Regions from separate parts of the Homo sapiens genome. Here region 2 is linked to region 1. Evidence: chromatin loops called from intact Hi-C (ENCODE). Cell type or tissue: GM12878. All regions are shown on one strand.

Evidence for each region. Hi-C counts contacts between places; a loop is a spot of excess contacts. Peaks named below come from ENCODE experiments on the same cell type or tissue, not always from the same donor. Only the 100,000 strongest peaks of a DNase experiment are listed, where the experiment ranks them.
Region 2: it touches region 1 in a loop (4-fold over the local background); 8 of 110 quality-filtered maps call a loop at or near these places.

What each region holds. Positions count from the first base shown.
Region 1 is chr14:29,219,797-29,227,796 of GRCh38, forward strand. All of the region lies in intron 6 of LOC102724934 (a long non-coding RNA gene), which reads right to left. Among named protein-coding and RNA genes, the nearest start is that of LINC02326, 160 kb to the left of the region's middle. In GM12878, a CTCF peak has its summit at 3,065; no DNase peak of the experiment used is centred here.
Region 2 is chr14:28,771,059-28,779,058 of GRCh38, forward strand. It overlaps LINC01551 (long intergenic non-protein coding RNA 1551), which reads left to right and starts at 1,646. Exons shown (of 3, transcript NR_026731.1): 1 at 1,646-1,797; 2 at 2,302-2,375. RefSeq lists an enhancer at 3,233-3,732. In GM12878, a CTCF peak has its summit at 3,525; no DNase peak of the experiment used is centred here.

The DNA.
Region 1 (8,000 bases):
AACTTAATTAGTTTTGCTTCCTGACATTCTTATATTGCCTTTGTCCTAGTAAATGCTAATTTTTATTGTACTGAGCTCCCAGATATTAAGTATCTCAGAACCAGTGCTTTATGCATTTCTCCATTTTGACACTTTTGGGAAAAATGTGGTTTTGAACCTATTTCTCACCTCTTCTTTTTCTAATCTTATTCACCCCACACTCTATACCACGTCCCCCAAATACGACCAAATATTGACTGACAGCTTGAAAGTGCTAATCGAATCATTCCCAATTGTATGTATTCAATATGTTGGCTTTAAAAAAATTGGGAGCCCAAATCTTTCATCGAAGATCATTGCTCAATAGACAGACAGATTTTTAACCAGAGCAAATTCAAGTACAGCTTTCAGACCAGTCAAACCCAGGAGACAGGCAGGAGGTCTGCCCTTCCCCAGCCGTTCTTCTGTTTGCATTAGCTGTTCTTGCTCAGGCTCCATCGACCTGTCAGAGCCATCACAGTGATTGACTGCCCCGGCAGATGTGCTGCTATAACAGGTAACCTGATCATCCAGACCCATCTGTCTCTAAGTCCTCTTCAATTCACACTTTGAAAAATATTAGAGGTTGGGAGGGGTTGAATTCTTTGTGGGGATTTTTTAGAAAAGTAGGCTATCTGTATTTCACAAAAGGTTACCCTCCAGTGAGTGAATGGAAATGTATAGCATTTGAGCTCTTTAGTGAGATAAGCTGCTTCCAGGGCATCTTACTATCAACATTTTAAATTGGCCAACAAGATCTGGGGGAATTTGAAAACCTGATTTCCAAAACACCATCTCAAGTTAAGGACCAATTTAAAAGAATAGCCATGATAATAATAGAATGATGTTGCAAAGATAACAGTTTCCGTGTATGAGTGAGACAGATGGGCTGTCTGTGCATAGAGAGGAGGGGAATCTCATGCAATGGGAGCAGTCCCGTGTCTTCCCTTCAGTGCCCATAGCCTGGCAAATGTTGTGACATCATTAAGCTGAACTGCTGATTTCAGATGAGTCTGGAACAAGAATGGGCAGGGGTAACTCAAGCTTCACGCTGAAATGTACTTAACTAATTTACTGGTGTCACTGTTTCTGATAATTACTTTTCACCAAAATATTTTGCTGTGCTTGTGTGCAGAGAATTTCATTCTATAAGTCAACACGGTAAGTGTAGAGCTGCTCAGGATCTATCAACAGCTTCTATTAAGACAGAATATAACCTTGGTGGGATCGGTGGCTAACACTTTTCTATTTCTCAGTAAAGTCTATTGCCTACGCACTATCAAGGGGTGAACATTGGCTGAGAATGACATGGTTCAATATCTATGGGAAAGTAACATACTGTAGCAAGCACGACAAAGTAAAATGAACGACTACTAGCAAAAAAAGTGAACTTTTTTTTCAAATGAGACGAACAGAATTATACTAAGTGTGCACATAAATAACGATACCTGCAGAACCTAAAGAAATACATGAGCACATAGAAATATATGAATGAAGGCAAACATTCCTTAATAGAACTCATTTGCAATTCTTTCATAGGCTAGCCCTGTGAATGAGAATATGCCAATATTTATACTATTTCTCCAATTCAAAATGTTAACAATAAATACATTTCCCAAAGTGCTCTTTCTTGGCTAAAGAAGCTAAATTCTGTTCTGGGCATAGTTTACCACTTTTATCTACTGGTCAAATTCCTTGATTTGTTTTAAGGTCCTTCATGGAAATGAACATACTTTTTTCTTCAGGTAAGAAATAGAAAATATAACATTTTATTATTTTAAATTAGCAATAACTATTCTTTCATCCTTTTTGTGGCCTGAGGGAGGATCAGATTTGTTATTGATGTTGCTTGAAAAGGCAGAGATGGTTTGAGTAAAGCTATCGAGTGCTTCAAGGAGTTATTTATCATATAAAGATGTGGCTGATTAATTCAGTTTAACAGTGCCCACTCTTCTTCTCTGTTCCTATACTTCTAACCCAAAGTGAAAAAAGTCGCATATTTGAAACACAAATCTACCCAAAATTTAGAAAGAGCTGAGAACATGATGGCACAATTAGAAAAAAATATCAACACTGTCTTGGCAAAAAATATTTTTAAAAGAGTTCACCATTTTTTGTAATTAAAAAGTTAAAGGGGAAATTGTCACTATTTTAGTAGTGTTTGTCATTGTATACTGTGCAATTATTTGCTCTGAAGCCCTTATAGATGCAGTGGTATTTCTAAACCACACATATCTTCAGTACTTGCATGCCATGGATTCAGATCTGTAAGTATCCTGATATGGAACAAGAGATTCTTTTTTAAACTCTTGCATTTTCATCTACTTCACATCATATAACTCACATTCTTAAAAAACGACTGAAGATTTTCTTATTTCCATGTGGTTCCTGCTTTCTAAATTCTGTTGCTTGTTTTCTCCTTGGAGTTCTAAATGTTGCTTTAACATCTTTAGGTGTGATATAGATAGATTTAGAGTGATGTAGTTAGCAAGCCTCAAGCTGCAGCTTTTAAATACATTTGAAAATCTTCTTTTGGAGGAAAACAAGGCACTCTTATGGGAAAGTTACACTTTATTTTGGAGGTACCTCTTGCAACTTTTCATTCCAAAGGTGCTGAATTTACTATTGCTATCAACATGTATGTAATTAATCTTCCATCTCACAAACTTTTTCATGTGCAGCTCATCAAAGCTAGTTTATCCTTTGAACAGCTTAAATCCTAAATTTTAAAAAAGAGGGACTAAGGTCTATTTACCAAATCAAATTCAGTTGAATGTTTGAGAAAGTGTCCTTTTACATAAGGTTTATTCCATATGATGTGTTGATCTTCTGGAGCACAATTTGCCTCTGTGTTCTCCCATGTAACTATAGGCCTGCATTCATCTCAACCCTGCCCTTGTAACATTTTTTTTCAACTAATTACATCCATAGAAAGAGTTTTGTGTAAATATGGTTTTAGCAGTTTATAACAAGAAAAGTGGCTTTCACTTATTTTAAGTTCAAGTTCTGTATATTCAATTACTGTTAACAAGCACTCCACCTACTGGCTTACGTGATGCCAAGCAAGCAGTCCGTGATACGAAGCAAATCGGCAGTAGTAAAAGATATTTCCAAGTCTGCGATATGAACGGGACCTCAGCTTTATGATCATCAGCCAGGGTCAAGTGTGACTGAATTGCTGTTCACCAAGATTAGGATGATTCCTGGTATTTGTCTTGGCTAAGTGACAACCTAATCGTGAAGAAGATTTCCAACATCAGTTTGTCCTAAGAGGGTAGGATGGTTCACTGAGAGGTGGATTTTTGCAACCACAACAAAGAAGGGGGAAAATCACATTCCAGAGCATCAAAATACCTTTCATGCATATTTAGAACAAATAAATATCAGTACAAGCATAAGTATAAAAAGTACTTTTGTCCAAAAGAGTTCTTAAATAAAATAGGATATTTATTTTTATAATGAGTTAGAATTATAGACGTTGCATATGGTTATTTCTCATCCACCAATATGCCATTTTAAAAACTGTAATATTGCAGGAGCAACAGAAAAATATGTGCTTGAAAAATGTCTTTGACCATTGCTTCCTACCCTGTGAACTTTTTAGCGTAGTAGTCTTAGTAATGACTAATTATATGACAGACAAAGAGAGATTAGTATTAGGCATTATAGTGAAATCAAAAGAAATTGAACCAGCTCTATTCCACAATGTCAACATAATGTATAAATCATAACCTTCTGCCTACCCCACCCACCACTATCCATCTTGACATCTCTTTTTAAGGACAGCTTACTATGTAATTATGGCCACTGTGACTATATTATGGTATGTTTGAATGTGGCAATAAACAATATAGCAATTAATGTGAAATAATACAAGAGCAAATCAAGGCACACAGTCTAGATATTGAGGAAAAGCAGCAGGGACATTGAAAATAAAAGCTTAATGGGCTGTGGTGTGGAAATGCTTTTCCTAATATTGTCTCGGGGTGTTATTGTGAATAGAACTGAAAAAAATGTTGATGGGAAACTGTCTAACTATATAAAAGGTTTCTTGGGGTCAACTGTATTTTATCTCCAACTTTCCATCTTCTCCAGGATTAGTGAAGAATAATCATACACTTTCAATAGCATGGGAAGGTCTCCTGACTCCAGAAACTCTTGTAGTTTGCAGCTAAACCAGGATACAATATGGCACTAAGTAATAGAACCTATTCTGGGTTGATGAATGCTTGTGCACTGATGCTGGAATAGCTTTATAACTGCTTTAGTAAGAGCCCAGTAAAACTGCATCCCAGATGCATGAATTTCTCTTTTGGCTTTGCAGAGGAACTGTTCACAGTTAGGGGGGATAAATCAGTTCCATTAAGCATTTACCCCGCAAAACAGATATTGAGGAATCTTAGCACATGACGACACAACAAAATTTACCTGACCCTTCCAAGCTAAGGAAAACAAGACAGAAGGTCCTCTCGAGAGGCTGTATCATATATATGTTCTAAGCCTGTGCTGCCCATATGTTCAATAGGACTGTTGAATCTCAAAGTTATAATAATTTGCAACGAGGTGCCAGAACCAATTATTAAATATCATATGATCCAACAGAGATGAAATAAAAATATACAGGGTCGATTTTACTGGCTTTGACTATTATAAGGCATTTAAAGTACTTTGAATTTACAGTTTAACTTCAGGGTTGTATTAACGACATCCTTATGCTAGAATTTTGTTCTCAGCTGAATATGATAAGCTCAATGCAGATGGCATACTTTTCCAAGGACAAAGGGAGTCTTGGCCTTATCCTTTCTTTTTGATTTGTATATCAACTCAGGAAAAGGAGATATGCTATTATGATATCTTCCACTAATGTAAACCTTTATTCAAAAGCGCAAATGACAGCCAAAAGTACAATTCAAGTGAGAAAAAAGGTAGTGTGTGATAGTATCACAGAATGATACAATCTCAGCCAAATCGCTGCCTATAGTGTAGAAAAAGGAGACTCTTAGTCTTCAGTGTAAACAGTCATAATTTATTTACCATGACATCTCTAAAACACGAATGAATAAATGTTTTAAATACTGGTTCTGATCTCAATGCCAAGGCCAGTTCTTTCTCCCTGATTGCTGTGAATCTACCCTCAGCGAAATAAGAGATGCGGATTGGTGGTTTGCCACGAGTAAAGTGAGGTGCTCAGAAAACGAGGTTTGTTCTGCTACTATTATTTCAAAAGCACGAGTGAGGCATTCAGTCGAGTCTCCAGAATCAAAACAAGATTGTTCTACCTTAGTAACATGTTGCTGGAATGAAACCATGTCTTTGAATGGATTTTCTTGAGAATCAAATTTGAAAGGCAAGCTTTCTCTCCAATCTGAGCATAGTGTGTCTGCTGAGGCCTCAGTATGATCAGTTTAGGAGATTAAAGCCTGTCTTCCCTTGGTCAGGGGAGCATTGCAAGCACAGGACCATGTTTGTCTATGTATGTTTACAGCACCTGTCAGTTGATACATGAGAAACAAGAAGAGTAATGTAAACTGATCCCCTCTATTGCTGAATATTTAATGCAGTCCACTAGAAAGAAAAGCACAAACATTCTACTTTTCCAATGCTTGTCTTCCATGCCCTCTTCTAATATTCTCTTGGGAGAGGTGGGTTTCAATCCTGGTCAGGGCAAGTACCCATTTATTTCAGAATCCTCACTTTCTTGTCTCGGCTTCCTTCCTGGCTCCTAAAATGAAATTTATTTTATTTTAGCCACCTCTGAGCATACTTGTGTGTATATATTTTCAGGAAAATTGGATTTTCCATATAGATTTTTAAATCAGTTTTCAGATCAAGTTCAGAAATATGTAAATTGTTGTGTTGTTGGACCAGGCAGGAGTAGAACATATCCCTCAGATGAAGAGTAACCAATACTATAAAGTGATCTTAAATGAGAAAACTAGTGTGTAAGTCAATTAAAATGGCCAATAATGGGAAAACAAGTGCCCATTCCAAGAGCAATTGTAAGACATTTAACCCAAGGAAAGTTGCATTATACATTTTTATTAAATTGAGGCTATATTCACACTTATTGTGGTTTGAAATGTGAACCAATATTTTCTATCTTTGGTTTCCTTGCTTTAAGATCTCTTAATGTGCATAAGATGTAATTCATAATATCATATGACTGTTTTAAGTTTGCAAGTTACTGTCTCGAAAGTTATAATTTAATTTAAATTGACAAATGCCCATTAAACTATTATGCTCTCTCATAAAATCGTATCTGACCTGAGATTAATGTAACAAGACTCTGCAATTCCTAAGACACTTGATTCTTTGTCATTTTAACCTTATTTACAACACAACACAGTCAATTTTAAAGAGCACTATCATTTAGCACAATATAAAGTATTAGCTTTCAAAGATGTATTCAAATCCTATTTAAAGCTTAGCTCTGCTGTTTTTCAATAATCTTTATAATAAGGAAAAGAGAAAAAGATTAAAGTCCTAGTAACAAAAAAATACCCTTATGCCTACTCAAATCCTTCCTGAAAGACATGCAAAATGATATTAATAACTCTTAAAATAGTTTGTAGATAATCTGCAAATATAGATCTTGGGAGAGAGAAAGAAGAAAACTTCTGTAAATCTAAAATGCATGATAGGATCTGTAGAAAGGAACTCCAGCCACTTTCCAAATGGAGGTCTTCACATTGAGAGTGAGGATATTGCCACGTACAAATAAGAAAAAAACAGAAAATAACAGAAGAAAACAAAAGAAAATATAATAAAACTCTTGTCTGATCAATTACACTACTCTCATTGGGGAAGTGTTACACTCTGAAGTGGCAGCTTGGAAACTCCGACATATCTATATGCTAATTTCCTAACATCTGATTGTATTCCAGTTTTGATCTTGGCCACCCTGAAGGGTCTGACTTCCTTTCAAGCTATCAGTTTCATTCCTCCTGGCAGGTAATCCCCATGAACAAAAAGATTAATAAGTATAAAAAGGATTAGGATAAAACATAATAGAATTTCATGGAATTCTGCCATTTTGTGCCATTATATTTTGTTAATGTTAACAATAGATTTTGTATATTCAATACTTAACCCATGACAGACACAATGCTAAGTGCTTTTAGGACATTATCTCATTATATTCTCTCAGAAACCCTGCAAGTACATATATAGTTTGTTTGTTTGCTTTTTAGATGGAGTCTCACTTTGTCACCAAGCTGGAGTGTAGTGGCACGATCTTGGCTCACTGCAACCTCCTCCTCCCAGGTTCAAGTGATTCTCCTGCCTCAGCCTCCTGAGTAGCTGAGACTACAGGCTTGCGCCACCATACCCAGCTAATTTTTATATTTTTAGTAGACACAGGGTTTCACCACGTTGGCCAGGATTGTCTCGATCTCTTGACCTCGTGATCCACCCGCCTCCCAAAGTGCTGGGATTACAGGCCTGTGCCACCGCGCCCAGCCCCTGCAAGATATTTTTCTGTCTGTTTCTCAAATGAGGTAGTTGAGGCATAGGAAGGCTAAGGGAGTTGCTATAGGTCAAGTAGTGGCTTAGAGATTCCTGCATAAATATGCCTAAATCCCAGGTTCATACTCAGAACTCTACTCTGTTCCTTCTCTAAATTTCAGCCCTTAGAAATTAACCATTTAGTGTTGACATTGGAAATGCCACATGATGATGCAGGCACATGATTTACTTCCCAGCAATGGGAATGAAGTCACAATAGGACAACTTTTAAGTTTTGAAGATAAAATGAACTAGTGTTCATATGTAACATATGTAACATATAGAAGAGGTTCAAATGTGTTGCATATGATTATAATTATTATTATTAGTAACAAAGCCTCACAAAATGACATGGGTTTCAATTTTATAGTACATATATTGAAATCAGCTCAAGGGAAACATACAGTGTCCAGGAGAGGGAAAAAAAAGTTCAATGATGTTACCCCAAACAGTTCCTTTCATTTTGACTTCCACAGTTT
Region 2 (8,000 bases), 450 kb before region 1:
AAAAGAGCTGGAACCAAATATACACAAATGGGGAATGGACAAAAATAAGCCAAGACAGCTAGTTTAATTATCTCCTTTAAGCAATTAGACATGATTTTATTTTCTTAGTATAAAAACAGTTTCACCAGAGGTCCAAATTTTCTTGAAATTTAAGTTCTTCAGAATGAAGCATAAAAATATTTCACAAAAAATTATTGTGTTAAAAGTCAAATTTATGGCTGATATTAAAAATAGTAATAAAGTCCAAGTGAATGGTTTTATGCAAAGGAAATCCCCATTACACATTTTGAACCAAAATAGCTCAAAGAGAGACATGTGTCCAAGCTGAAAAAAAGGTGATGATTTATTGTTTGCTTTTGCCATGGATTTTATTTGTGGAATAAGAATGTATTATCACAGGGGAAACATAGAATTTTGCTTACCAAACGTTAAAAAGAAAGTTGAACTCTTGTGCTAAGGTAAAGGGGTATAGATATAGAAGAAAGTTTTCCTGCATGAGTATTTTTTTTGGCCACATTAAATAAGTATACTTATTTGTATTTATAAGTGTTTATTTGGGTGACAGATAAATAGAATTTTAATGGCAAACATCATACTTTGAAGTCAAGAGTAAAACTGATTTCTTTGAATTCATAGAAACGAAGTATTGGAGTGGGAGTTCTGCTTGGACCCATGTCCAAATTACATATAATGGATATGACTAGAAGTTTGTTAGGTGTACTAGACACGAAGGTGGATATATGGAGAGAGAACTTTGTAAAGGCTTCCTGAAGCCCAATATGAACATCTCATTTCCCTTGATCTATCTTATCATCCCTCAACTTATCTTCTCAAAAAACACATGACAGTCTGGCATGGCATATAATACATTTTTGCATCGAACGGGTTGTAATGTTGTGTTATTTGTTGTCTCCAACTTTGACCGTTAAAATTAGTTTATGTCAGAAATACACTTCAAAACTTTTGAGGATTATTTTCTTTCATATTATAATTGTTTTTAATAAGATGAAGGTTGTCCTTTGTGAAATTTTGGAACTGAAACTGATCACAACTTAAAACTTGAAATCCCAAATTAAAGTTTATTTCCAGGTTTAAAGTATTTTACTTGAATTTGTCTGTTGTAAAGTTAACAAAAAATATTAATATGTAAAACACTGAGAAAATGATGTAATTGAACTAGAGGAGTTAAAGTATTATTTCAAATATGTTTCTTCAGCCTGTTACAAAATTGGGAACCAAGTGAACATGAAGTCTAGAACTAACAAGGTTTAATACAAATATCCTTATGGTCATGGAAGCCTTCATGTAGTTTATGTGACTTGCATAAAATCAAAGGCAGAGAGGCAAAAATTTAGTCTCATAGTGTATTGATTTTAATATATATTTAAGTTGGTGCATATTTCACCCAAATACGTGGATAAATTCAATATATTTAGAAGTCTATAGAAGTGTAGTTTTTTAAAAAGTGTATTTTCTACAACATTGTTGAGGAATTTGCATGCACTGGGAAAATTTTGGTTTTGAGAAATTAATTTTATGAACAGCTAAAGTGGTTGGTTGTGTTTGAGACTAAAAGCCTGTTGGAGAATTAGACTAACAAAGGGTGAAGGTGAAGATCATTAGAGGTTTTAGAACTGGCTGAGATGGGTTGCTGGGGTTGTGTAACTGTGCCTAGAGGGCGGGGTTCCTGTACATTCCTACTTCACCAGATAACCTGCCCCCAACACCACTTCAGCTTCTGCCAGACAGATGGAACTCTCCAGCATGAAAATCTGCGCAGCCATTCCAACAAGCAGGGTAGGTGAAACTTGAATTAAAATTCTCCCCTCTTTATTTTTCTACTTAAGTCCAGATCCTGGAGATATGGAAAGAATAGAGGTCATCTAGATTCTCTCTTTTGGGCACACACGTCTGCATTCTTCCTAAGAGCTACCTACCTGTAAGAGTTAAAAGGTGCTAGAGATCTTTCCCAGTTAGTACTTCATGCTAGATTTTCTTTTGCGTGCATTTTTTTTTTTTTTTTAAGATTTCTTTTCTCTATACCAATCATTCCCCTTTTCTATTCTCCCTTCAGGGCCCTTTCCCCTCAATCACTAGCAGTTAAAATAACCCACCTCAGATTTTGGCTCCCAAAGGCACCCATTCCCCACCCTAGCGGTCAGTTCTAGGGACCTTATCCTGAGGATGTAGGCCAAGGGGGCTCCAGGCTGGCAAATAGATGATGTATTGTTATGTTTTGTGCCTCTTGTCTCCCTCCCGATTTCTACTGTGTTTTGTTTTTGTTTTTCCCCACCACCTAAGGCTCTGCCTGAGGTTGTCCGAAGGATGCCGAGGAAAAGGATATCAGGACTGGAATGGCTCTTACAGCAAGATCCGTAAGTGAAAGTGCTTTTCAGAGGGGAAGGGGTAGGGTAGGGAATATGTGTAACTGACTGCTTTGGACTGAGTTTTAACGCCTGACTTTGGGGTCCTGGCCTTAAGTGTTCATCTTTTCTTAGAAAATGTTAGCAGGCTCGCTACCAACAGACGTAGCTGAAAGGATGCATAATTTTTTTCCACGTTGACAGAAATCACGGTGAATCCCCAGGTCAAAAGGATGTAGACACGGCAAAGGAACATGGAGAGAAAACGAGAAAAAATTATACGGAGAAGGGGTAGTGGGAGACTGAAATAGGTCCTAAAGTGTAAATTAATTCATTTCGTGGAAATATGATTTCTGAGTCTTATGGTTGCTACAGGAACTTCCGGGACGTTCTTAACGCTCAAAGACAGGTTTATTAGCTATCCTTATTTCAGTTAAAGCTCTTTGCTCCAGAGCCAAGAACCTGCTTCTCTCTAAAGTTCTTCTTTGGATCGCCCTTCTCTATTTGCACACTAACATAGCCAACCTTCCCCAGAGCTGGCCCTCCGCCCCCAGCTCCTTGGCCTGGGTCACACCAGGGTCCCGGTCGGATTTAGCCGGGCTGCTCCGGGTCGGGTGAGGCACTGGGTGCGTGTGGGAGTCTTCTCTTCTGTCTCTTCGAAAGACTAGGGAAATGAACACCGTTCTGGGCTTGACTTTGTCCCTGCTGGGAATATCCCAGTTCCTGGCTTTGGAAATCTCAGGCAAATAATTGATTCTTAATGCACACTTAGGAGACGTCGGTAGTACGCTCGAGAGCCTCTCTGTCCCAGAGTGGCTGAGAGCACGCGCCAGACACAGGTTGGCTCGGCCCGAAGCGAATTTGGGACTCTCGTCGCGGTGTCCTATTAATTAGCTTTTCCCGGCGCCTCAGGGACTCCGGGGTGAAGATGGAGAGGTGGCATAATGGCGGGACTTGAAGTCGTTGTGGCAGGGACCTGGCAGCGTTGTTTTCTCGGGTTTTGAACCGGTGTGGAGAAGTAACTTCAGCTGCTGAGTTGGGGCCGCCCTGGCTGCGCGGTGGCGGAGGAGGAGAGGAGAAGCGCTCTCGGGACATTGCGGCGGCGATCCCCGCAGAGGGTGAAGCCGGGCGCTGCGCAGGGAGCAGCAACATGAGGGCGCTCTTGCCCAGGACAAGCAGAGCTGTACGTTTGGGTAGCTCATATTGGCTGATGCCAAGAAAAGTGACTTCAGAACCTTGGCTGGCGCGCTTCCCTACCTTTTCCCTTTCTTCTTAATCTTCTGTGTGCCACCACCTCCCCCCAACCTTTTTTCCCCTCCCAAAGTTGTTTCCTTTTGTTTACCCGGTGCGGTTTCAGATCTCAGCACTTCTCAGCTAGTAGATAAAATTATTTGCTCTGTAATGGACATCTCTTCTCCTCTCCACTTGTTACCCCACTCGCCCTTCGCTTTCTACCCCATTTTGCTTCTCTCTGCCCAAGCCTGTGGTCCAAGGTGCAGGGATCTCACAGGAAAACAGGTAGCCTCGGGGTGGGAATTCCCAGAGCACTGAAGGCGCCGGTTGTTGGCCAGAGGGAGGCCGGGACTCCGGTGGGCAGAGTACCCCGCGAGTGCGGAGATTTTCAGGCTGTAATCTTCAGTCTGGGAAAGGCGATGGGAAGGAAGGGCGATGCAGAATAGAGGTGGTCCACTTCTGACTCCCCCCTCACCCGCCCTCCCCTGCAAGTAAGACTCAATTTCTATGATTCAACACCGCCTTCACCAGCTCCTCTATCAAACCTTGAGGTAGGCAGACATTCTGAAAGTGTTGTGATCAGAAAAGGCATTTAAAATGATAACAAATAACTCACAAATTATGTTTGTGAGGGTGGGAGGGAAAATAAAATGCCCCATGTTTTTTTCGTGGTCTGTTGCTTAGCACATGTAATCTTTTTCCCTATCTTCGGTCCTATCTTCCCTATCTTGCAGAAAAGCCGCTAGGAGGAAAGCATGTTGGACATTTACAGATTTGAGATTCGTGTTGGAAAGAGAGGGAGTGTTTAATTAACAAACATATTTGGGTGTTCATTTTCGGCTTAGGTTGAATTTGCCTACTCCGCTGGCACTCCCAGAAACTGGAGTCCTCGCTTTCAACTTTATTCCTCCTCATCTCTTCCTATTGTCTCATTCTTTGAATCAATGCGTTTAAGGTGAAAACGTATCTTCCTGCGTAGACGTTTTTGATTCCGTTGATTGAGCACGAAGACTAAAATCTGTAATGGGGTTATGGAGACTTGTCTCTCAGTTCTTTCATTTTCTCATTGCTCTGAAATTTAATGACCTGATCATTGTTGTTTGAAGTTAAATTATCTGTTAAATTAGCCCTAAATAATAACTGATGATATTTTCCTTTTGGATTCGGTTGCCCTTGAATTCTTGGCCCTGGATGTGAGAGAAGTCTGAGAGAGTGTTTTGTGATACAATATTATAAAGACAATCAAAATCAATATTTGTGTGCCAGTGATATCACATAGGAAAAAATCCCTTTCAAAGTAGCTGAATTTCATAAAGAAGACATTCTTTTAAAGGCTTGTGCTTGAGAAGCCTGGATTCAAGAATGAATGTAAATAAGCATCTTTGTTGATGAAGAAAAAATATGAGCACTGTATTTTCATTACTCTCCAGAATCTAAATATTCAAACTCATCACATACTGGTGCTTGCTAATCTAAATCAATTCGGCCTTCCAGGGATACATATTCTCAAAAAGAAAATTTAACTTTTAGCAAAATCTAAAACATTGTTTCAGATGTGAATTTCTAGAAATCCAAAGTATATTTATTTCTTTGAGTCAGATACTAGTTTGTTTTGCAATCATTATATGAAACAATATTGAAACAATGCAGTTTTTGTTCTCCTTGCTTGCTTCATGGTGCTTCCATATACAAGTATAAGTGTGAGAGCTTCCATAGTGTACTGAGGAAATGACAACTTATTTTTTTTTAACAAAAGGCCCAAAGAATCTTTAAACCAAAATGTACTACAGTAGTTGAAAAAGATCTTTAAAAATAATAAGCACTATTGTGTGTTTTTCCTATTAAAATGTGCTGAATGAATAATTAGAGGCTGGGATAAAGGTTGAAAAATTCAGAGCAAGAATTAGGTGGTAATTTTATTATTTGATACTTTTACAATTTATATAATTAATGATGTCATTTTAAAGTTTGGCAAAGCTTTTGCAGAAAAAACAGTACTCCTCCCATCCCATCAGAAATACACTAGAAGGAATAAAGTACATTCAGGTAGAACTGGCAGAAAGAATTTTTTTTCCAGTAGTAGTAGTATTAGTGGAGTTGAAAAATATACTTTTAATTATACATTGCAAGCTCTGATTGCAGGTTAGAAAACTAAAATCGATCATTCCTACATCAATAGTGTTGTCTATTACTACATTGATTTGTGTTTATTTATGCAGAGACTTTCAGTTATTTACTTACATATTTCAGCATCTGCCTCTTGATTATTATCGTAGGTTGCTTTTAATGAAAGAGCTTATATAGGAAGCGAAACACACTTGACAGATCCATTTTAAGTAAACCTGATAGTGAATTATGGCAACCCAAGGAGATTATGAAATTACTTATTCATACTTGCTTTTTAGCAATTAGGAATCTGTTTCTGATTAAAACCTCATGCTGCTTGAAAACTTCCATTCTTTTCTTCATACATTGTATTGATGTGCTTCAATAAAATAGAAAAAGATGATTTTGTGATGTCAGATATAATAGAATGAAACTGCTAAATGAGCTTGGTTGTCTTTTTCCATTGGCATGATGAAGTTACCCTCATAACAATAAGCTGGCCATTGGGTTTATTAATGCTGTTTATGAAAAATCAAGTAGCAATCATTTGAATATAGACATGTGTTTTAAAACATCTATTAACTCTAAATTATGCCAGGGGTGCTTAGGCTGAATGAGACAATCTGGAGTTCTTGAGTATATAGTTTATATATATACTCATATTTTGTATTATTTAGCATTATGTGTGATTATAACTTACAAAGATAGACATTTCTCTTGAACTAATATCTCACAGGAATGTTATATATCAGAATTCATTTGAACAAATAGGAAAACTAAAGACCCCGTAATGTGCCTTTTATAAGCACAGAGCAACAGTGGGATATCGAGATGCGTTAATGTCTGTGCCTCTCTTATCACCATTACAATATATTGAAAGATAACTTTAAAATTGAGAGAAAAAAGTGACCTAATTTATTGAGGGCTATTTAATGCTCATGTTATAGGACTTTTATTGAAGTCTGGAGGAGTAATTCTTCCTTGTTAACAGTGTGGATACATTTAGCAAATACTGTTAACAGCCCTATTCTTCATCTTTTGCGCCAAGCAACCACCCCCAGTCCGTGCAGGAATATAACAATTTTTTTTTTTTTTAGAACGATAGGGCCTTGGGAGATGGAAAAGGAATTAATCTTCTCACCCTGGCGAGTTTTCCTGAAACTACTTATCCTTAGCGTCAGCGCTGTAAGAGGTGGAGCCGCTCAGTCCCGCGGGTGGCTGCAGACAGAAGGTGGGCGAGTCCTGGGACTTAAAAAGTTTTGCAGAAGGTTGAAAAGAGGAGCAGAGGGAGAGTTTTGAGTTTATTTATTTTATTTTCCTTTTTTTTTTTTTGTCTTGTGCCAAGCCCTTGAAGTTAACGTAGCGACGACGTGGTCCTTGTAGGACCAAGCATTCTTGGCATTCTGTCGAGATTGAGATTCCAGAGCATCGGATGAACGGGACTTATAGCTAAGGCGTACTCACCCACCCCTCCCTTCGTCTTTTTACGCACGCAGCAACTCGTCCTCACGTGCATAGGGGTAGTGGACAGTGTTGACTTGAATTGCTGTCCCTCGTTCCAAGCCTTTCCTGTGAATGAACCCGAAAACACTCGACAGGTCGTGAATAATCGTTTTAATGAGTGTGCAAAGCGTGCGACGGGGTGCACCGAGCTGTCGGGTTAAACAAACAACTTGTACCCTGACCAAATCCGATTGTTAAAGTGCAAAGTGATGTCAGTACCATTTCCATTGCCTTTCGGAAATCCACAGATCTGACACGCGGGAGTCCAATTTTCCCCATTAAAGAAAAATAACAATATTTTTCGACCGTGTATGTGATCTTCTTTAATATTAATCTGAGCCAAACAAAACCTCATTTGGAGAATCAGAGAATTAGTCGTGTCTCTCTCAAAGAACAAATTGGAAGAAAGGAATAAGGAGAAAGAAATCAGAACAAATATAAAATGTCTGAGGGATAATTTCTTCTTGATAGCTCACATATCACTGCTGATCAATGTTGTAAAAATCTTCCTTTTATATATTGCTTTATAGCTCACTAAAGGCAGATGTCAGGTTACTTGTATCCAAACAACTGGACTGGTAATTTAGTCTTGTACTAAGATGGAATTTGTAGACCTGTAAGGGCTTTTTCTATCAAATATTTAACGAAAATATTTGTTGTTTGTATATTAGCCTGTGAGAGAATAAAGGTATAAGTCGTTTGCACATTTGTGCTTTCAAAGAAAAGAGTTTGGAGGAAAGTAATGGAAAAGGAACCCTATTTGGCTATTATCTAAAATCATAACAAAAAAATACA